2 separate regions of the Homo sapiens genome follow, and region 1 is linked to region 2. Evidence: chromatin contacts called from ENCODE Hi-C or POLR2A ChIA-PET data. All regions are on one chromosome and are shown on one strand. Each heading gives the region's core, a stretch centred on a gene start or an enhancer-like site at or near the end of the contact. The rest is flanking DNA. Distances are from core to core; before and after follow the strand shown.

The links. A loop is a pair of places that touch in the nucleus more often than their neighbours do. ChIA-PET counts read pairs that join two places held with the same protein, here RNA polymerase II (POLR2A). Pooled maps may share reads with other maps.
Region 1: a pooled map shows a loop between it and region 2 (2.4-fold over the local background). The contact joins the enhancer-like site here to the promoter of ARPIN in region 2. A Hi-C loop is called at or near these places in 3 of 168 maps with a recorded cell type or tissue (ovary, prostate gland and psoas muscle) and 12 of 50 pooled maps. POLR2A ChIA-PET finds 5 or more read pairs at or near these places in 5 of 52 experiments (BJ, HEK293T, PC-9 and 2 more).

Annotation. Positions count from the first base shown.
Region 1 is chr15:90,218,340-90,221,686 of GRCh38, reverse strand. SEMA4B (semaphorin 4B) reads right to left here. Exons shown (of 14, transcript NM_198925.4): 4 at 1,796-1,894; 5 at 594-705; 6 at 207-320; 7 at 1-73. Among named protein-coding and RNA genes, the nearest start is that of CIB1, 14 kb to the left of the region's middle. RefSeq lists an enhancer at 1-324. Within about 2 kb of position 1,971, at least 5 of the 41 ENCODE cell types and tissues checked have a DNase peak (open chromatin) inside an H3K27ac peak, as active enhancers do.
Region 2 is chr15:89,911,374-89,914,709 of GRCh38, reverse strand. ARPIN (actin related protein 2/3 complex inhibitor) reads left to right here and starts at 1,758. Exons shown (of 6, transcript NM_182616.4): 1 at 1,758-1,966. The coding sequence starts at 1,875. ARPIN-AP3S2 (ARPIN-AP3S2 readthrough) reads left to right here and starts at 1,758. Exons shown (of 10, transcript NM_001199058.2): 1 at 1,758-1,966. The coding sequence starts at 1,875.

The sequences.
Region 1 (3,347 bases), core at 722-3,221, 310 kb before region 2:
TAGATCTTGTCATCATCGCCTTGCAAGCTGCCCAGGCTCTCAGGAATGTAGGCTGAGGCCACAAAAGCTGGGTCTGTAGGGACCAGGTCAGGAGCTCAGAGTCAGCCCAGGAACCCTGGAGACAGGCCAAGCTGGGGGAAAGTGCCCCCTTCTAGGGCTGGGTGAACAGGATCCCTGCCCTCTGGGTGGTGGCAAGAGGACTTCACCTTGCAGCCAGTTGAGGGAGCTCTCGGTCTTGGTGGGGCGAAGGCTTTGGCTCCGCGAGATGGCCGGGTCATTCCCTTGGAAGCTGCTGACTGTTCCAGTGTAGAGCTCGCCATCTGCCAAGAAAACATTCCCATGGGAATGGGCTCCTCAGCACGGCCCCTTCTCCCTGCTCAGGGCCCAGAGTGACCCCAGCACTGCCCGTTTTGCCTGTGGTGGGCAGAGAAGGAAGCTGGAACTTGGAAAAACCAAACCCAAGGCAAGCCCCTGGCCATTCTGTCCCCTTGGAAATAAGCATGGCATGGACTCAGCCTGTCCAAAGCTAGCCCTCTAGCCCTGTGTGCCCCTACATGGAACCTCAATGAAGCCATCCTGCCCTCAACACTCACCAACCACCAGGGCAGTGGACTTGAAATTCGGGTCGAAGGGACAACGGCCCTTGCCATCTTCCAGGAGGACATTCCCCTTCTCGTCCCTTGCCAGGGTGAAGTTCTCCATGTTCTGCAGGAGGGTGGACACATGGGCTCAGGGGCACTCCAGGGAATGAGGAGCAGGCTTGGTGAGAAAGAGAGAGGCGTGCAGGAGAAGGCAACTCTGCAGGCAGGTGAGGTGTGTGGGACAGAAGGGGTCAGGTGTCAGGGACGCCGTCCTCCTCAGCCAGGACACGGTGCCGAAGGGTTTGAACCTGGACAGTCGGCCTCAGGAGAGGCCTCACCCAGACACAGTGCCACACTGCCTCACAGTGACCCGACGCGGGACACATTATCAGACCCACCTGGCGGAGGAGGTGAGGCTTAGAAAATGATGTGAGCCTGGCCGGGCGCGGTGGCTCACACCTGTAATCCCAGCACTCTGGGAGGCCGAGGCGGGTGGATCACGAGGTCAGGAGATCAAGACCATCCTGGCTAACACGGTGAAACCCCCCTCTCTACCGAAAAATAGAAAAAATTAGCCAGGCGTGGTGGCGGGCACCTGTAGTCCCAGCTACTCGGGAGGCTGAGGCAGGAGAATGGCGTGAACCCAGGAGGCAGAGCTTGCAGTGAGCCGAGATCGTGCCACTGCACTCCAGCCTGGGCGACAGAGCGAGACTCCATCTCAAAAAAAAAAAAAAAAAAGAAAAGAAAAAGAAAAAAGAAATAAAATGATGTGAGCCTGGAAGGGGCAGCAATGTGATTCAAACCCAGGTGTGTCTGACCCCAAAGCTGGGCTCCAACCCACAGCATCAAATGCCACCCTCTGCTAGGGGTGTGTGCTGAGGAGGGGGTGTACAAGATAAGACAAGAGAATCAAGCAAAGGAGAGGGAGAGATGCTGGAAGAAGCAGAAGAGGGCAGCAAGGCCTGGGTGGCACAGGATCTTCATGGGTAAGTGACCGCATGTGCCCCCGCCTCCCCGCACAGGGAGACATGGCTGTCAGGGCTGCGCTTTGTGCCAGGGTGTGGGACCTCAGGGCTCTTGGAGGCCAGTGGTACCTAGAAACCTCCCTCTGGGCCCTGCCTTTCCTCAGGGGTCTATGCTACAGAACAGGATCCCTGGGGCAGAAAGAGGGGCAGTTCCCAGGTCAGCCTCAGGGCTGAGGACAGGTCACTCACGATGTAGGTACACATGGGGCTGAAGGCTGCTGTGCCACAGGTGAACAGGTGACTGCCGCTGAGCGGCAGGAGGATCTTGATGTAGTTTTGACAGTCGCGCTGGGGGGAAGGAGCGAGGGGATATCAGTCCCACGCCCAAGCATGCCACCAGGGGGCACCGCCGAGCCCCCCCTTCCACACCCAGGCCCGGCCTCTGCTCCCAGGACTGGGGATGGGGCACTCAAGTCTAGGAACAAAGAACCCACGGGTTTTCTGGGGCACAGTGGAGCGTGCACAGAGTGTGTGTGCTGCAGGGAGCCCAGGGGCTCAGCTAGTTTTGTGACTGGCAAACTTTCCTTCGGCCTAGGGGTGAGGGCACAGAATCCTACCCCTTTGAGTTGTACTATTCCCCAGCAGCATCCTCTTCAGAAGCCACAGGCCCCTCCCAACCAAGCTGGGAGCTGATGAAGCCACAGCCCAGAGCAGGAGGACTGCTCAGCCCTGAACCCTGAACCCCAGATTCATGCATCACCTTCAAATGGGGTATCTAACTGGCACCTGCAACCAAGCTTCTTTCTGGTCCTCCCTAAAACACATGCTTCCCCCCGAGATCTTGCCACTTTCATTAATTCTGTCTTTTCAGTCGCTGAGGCCCCAAACCCAGTCAGCCTTGACTCTTCTTGTCGGTCATACCCCATAATTTCCCACCCAGAAATCCTGGTGGCTCCATCTTCAAAATGCATCCGGAATCTGAGCATTTCTCACTGGTCCGAGCCACCATCATCACTCGCCCCTCACTGCTCTCCCTCCTCCTGTCCTTCCCCATGGAGGCTTCTCTACCACAGTAGCCAGAGTGACCCTCTTAGTACACAGGTGAGACCATGTCACATCTCTGCTCAGCCTTCCCCTGGCCTCCCAAATACCTCCCTCAGAGTGAAATCAAAAGTCCTGCCCCTCCTCCAGATATGCCACTGTCAGCTCCTCACTCTCTCCTGATCTTGGCTCAAATGTCACTTTTTTAATGAAATGTTACCTGACCACCTCATTCCATCCCACGCCCCGCCAATAACATTTGTAAACTGACTACTTTTTCTTTTGAAACACAGTCTCATTCTGTCATCCAGGCTGGAGTGCAGTGGCGAGATCTCGGCTCACTGCAACCTCTGCCTCCCAGGTTCAAGCGATTCTCCTGCTTCAGCCTCCCAGGTAGCTGGGGCTACAGGCGCCTGCCACCATGCCTGGCTAATGTTTTTTGTATTTTTAGTAGAGACGGAGTTTCACTATGTTGGCCTGGCTGGTCTCGAACTCCTGAGACACTCAGGAGACCATGAGGTGGAGACCTTGTGATCCACCTGCCTCAGCCTCCCGAAGTGCTGGGATTACAGGCGTGAGCCACTGTGCCAAGCCTGCTTTTTCACAATTAAATCTCCAGTACCTAAAAGTACATGGACACAGAGTGCATGCTTCATCAATGTTAGCTGAATAACAGAATGGCAGCCAGGACTTGAACCTGTGTCTTGATCCCAAGTCCAGCACTCGTTTGCCCTCACCTTACCCAGCACCTGCTGCACTT
Region 2 (3,336 bases), core at 509-3,008:
AGAGAGGGCCAAAGGACAGTTCTACCCAGAGGGGCTTTCCAGTAGGGCTTTTCTATGTTTTTCCTTCTCAGACATACACCGGGCAGCCAGGTAGGCCAGCTAGGAGTGGGGCTGACTCATCCATTAGGCCCATCATACTTTTAGCGGTCCACAAAATGTTTTTATTCTTTTAAAATTTAAATTTAATTTCATTAATTTTTTTTAATAGACAGGGTTTCGCTATGTTGCCTAGGCTGGACTCAAACTCCTGGGCTCAAGTGATCCTCCCACTTCAGCCTCCTGAGTAGCTGGGACTACAGGTGCTCTTTCTTCCTAAAAATATGTTTAGTAATGGATGATTGGATGCAGAAAAAAAAATATATGTTTAGGTTGAAGAAAACACTTTAGACTGGGAGCAGTGGCTCAGGCCTGTAATCCTAGCACTTTGGGAGGCAGAGGCAGGTGGTGACATGAAGTCAGGAGCTTGAGACCAGCCTGGCCAACATGGTGAAACCCCATCTCTACTAAAAATACAAAAATTAGTCGGGTGTGGTGGTGAGTGCCTGTAATCCCAGCTACTCAGGAGGCTGAGGCAGGAGAATCACTAGAACCTGGGAGGCAGAGGTTACAGTGAGCCAAGATTCACCACTGCACTCCAGCCTGGGCAACATAGGAAGACTGTCTCAAAAAAAAAAAAAAAAAAATATATATATATATATATAATTCATATATTCATCTTTATGCCAACCCAGTGGTAAGATAATAATTTTTTAAAAAATTTTTAATGGAGAAAGGGTCCTTTGAAAACAAAAGTGCCTAGGACCCAAGAAAGTCATTGTCTGTGTGTGTGTGTGTGTGTGTGTGTGTGTGTGTGTGTGTGTAGCAGGGAAGGGAGAGGGTGCTTTCTTCTTCCAACATTGACAGCTCATGCTAGACTCCTAGGCACCTGCCTGGCCACCACCCCCTTTAAATGCCGCCCCCTCTCCCGGGGTACACCTGGCCTCCCTGAATGGGCCCACCTGCCCCGAGGCCTGGCACGAAGAAGCCAAACAAAAGAACAAAGATTCCTCAACAATCCCAGGGTCAGAAGAATCTTCTGTACCAGGCTTGGAAAATGCACCTGCGGACTATGACATACTTGGGCAAAGGGCATTGTGGGGCCAGGGAGGAGTTCAGGAGCTGTGCAGGAAGAAGGAGGGAGGGCAATGCTATGTTGTAGAAAGGGTGAGCTCATTAAACTTTACAATCCCCCTGATACTGACCCCATTTTACAGACGAAGAAGCATGGGCTCAGAGAGGTTGAGGAGCTTGCCCAAGCTCACAGCTGGGATTCAAACTTAGGCGTCTTTGGTCCGACACCCATGCCCCAGCTCCCTCGTCACAGATCCCTGGGATACCTGACTCAGCCATTGTAGGGCCGCGGGCGGGGCATAATGGACAGCTTCTAAGCTGACCACCCAATCCTCCCCAGTGGCTGTTCTCCATTCCTGCTTCCCAGAAACCCATCCTTCCCGGGCTGATCCTACAAAGGATCTTCTATAATAGGATCTTGGGGCCTCAATTTCCCTTTTGTGCGTGTGCTGGGGCAGGGATCTTCCTCTAGGAATGAGGAAGAGAGAGAGACAAGAGAAAAGCATGGCCTTTCTGCCCCACTGTGCTAAGCCCCCAGCCAGGGTCCTCCCGGAAGCCCAACTCCTGCCGCGCGCGGCCTGGCGTGCAGGAATGGAGCTCGGTCCCTTTAAATCCCGCCGAGGAACGCCTGAGGGCCGGGCCGCGCCATTCCCGGATCCGCCGGCTGGGAATCGCGGGTCCCCGCGCGTCCTGCAGCACTTCCCGCGCCGCGCCCCCAGCCCAGTGCGCCGGCTCTGTGCCGGGGTGCCCGGGCGGTCGGGAGAATGAGCCGCATCTACCACGACGGCGCGCTCCGGAACAAGGCGGTGCAGAGCGTCCGGCTGCCAGGGGCCTGGGACCCCGCCGCCCACCAGGGGTAGGCCTGGGCTCACGGCCTCGGGTCGGCCTCCCCTGCCCCGGCTCGAACCCCGCAACAGGATCGGGTGGGGGGGTGGGATGCGGGTGGGGGAAAACTGGGGTTGCCAAAGCCGCCTCTCCGCCTTCAGTCCGCCCCTCCAGTCCGCCGCTCCCGGCGCCCCTGCCGCCGCGCCCGCCCAGCGACCCCATGACACAGATCGGCTTAAAGCTCCCCGCCTGTCCGCCTGCCCTCGAGAGAGGGTCCCGACCCCCAGACAGGTCTCCGAAGGCTGGGCTTCGCCTCACGCCGACCTCCGGCCCCACCCCACCCGCGTAACTATAAACTCCAGCTACTTGCCGCGCTGCTTTTGCACAGACTCATGCCCTGCCCCAGAAGGGACAGTGGCCGTGCTGTGGCGGGAACAGCGGGCGGGCTGGTCCAGAGCAGGGCCTGCCTGGGTGAGGAGGATTTGGAGGGCCAGGCCCTGTCGTCACAGGGTTATGAGGCCGAAGGGACCATTCCATTTACAACTGCGCTGAAGAATTGTGCTAAGTGAAATAAGCCAGATACAGAAAGACAAATACTGTGTGATCTCGTATATGGAACCTATAAAAGCGTTGAACCATAGAAACGGCAGAACAGACCAGGCGCTGTGGTTCACGCCTGTAATCCCAGCACTTTGGGAGGCCGAGGCGGGTGGATCACTTGAGGTTAGGAGTTTGAGACCAGCCTAATGGTGAAACCCTGTCTGTACTAAAAATACAAAAATTAGTCGGGCGTGGTGGCAGATACCTGTAATCCCAGCTATTTGGGAGGCTGAGGCATGAGAATCGCTTGAACCTGGGAGGTGGAGGTTGCAGTGAGCCGAGATTGTGCCACTGCACTCCATCCTGGGCGATGGAGCAAGACTGTGTCAAAAGAAAAGAAACAGTAGAACAGTGAACAGTGATTGCCAGGGGATAGTGGATGGGGATGGGGTAATGATCAAAGGTACAAACTTTCAGTTATAGAATAAACAATTTCTGGGGACCTAATGTACAGCATGGGGTCTGGTGGGTGTGTTCATTAATCTGTGGTAATCATTACATAGTGTGTACTTAAATCATCACGTTGTGCACCTTGAATATATACAGTCTTTTGTCAGTTAAATATTTAGAAAAATAATTGTGGGGGGTGGGGAAGAATTGGATAGAGACCAGCTAGGTAGAGTTTTCACTTCCCACTCCCATCCCTATTCCACTGTCATCTTCAGCTGTCCCCATGCTTCTCCATTTCTGTGGATGCAAAAAAGGAAGCCTCCACGTTCTGCTTTTATGAAAACCAGAGTCGAGAAGCCAGGGGTCCACTTCCCCTCAGTGAAGGACCGTGTGATCTTGGACTAGTCTCAG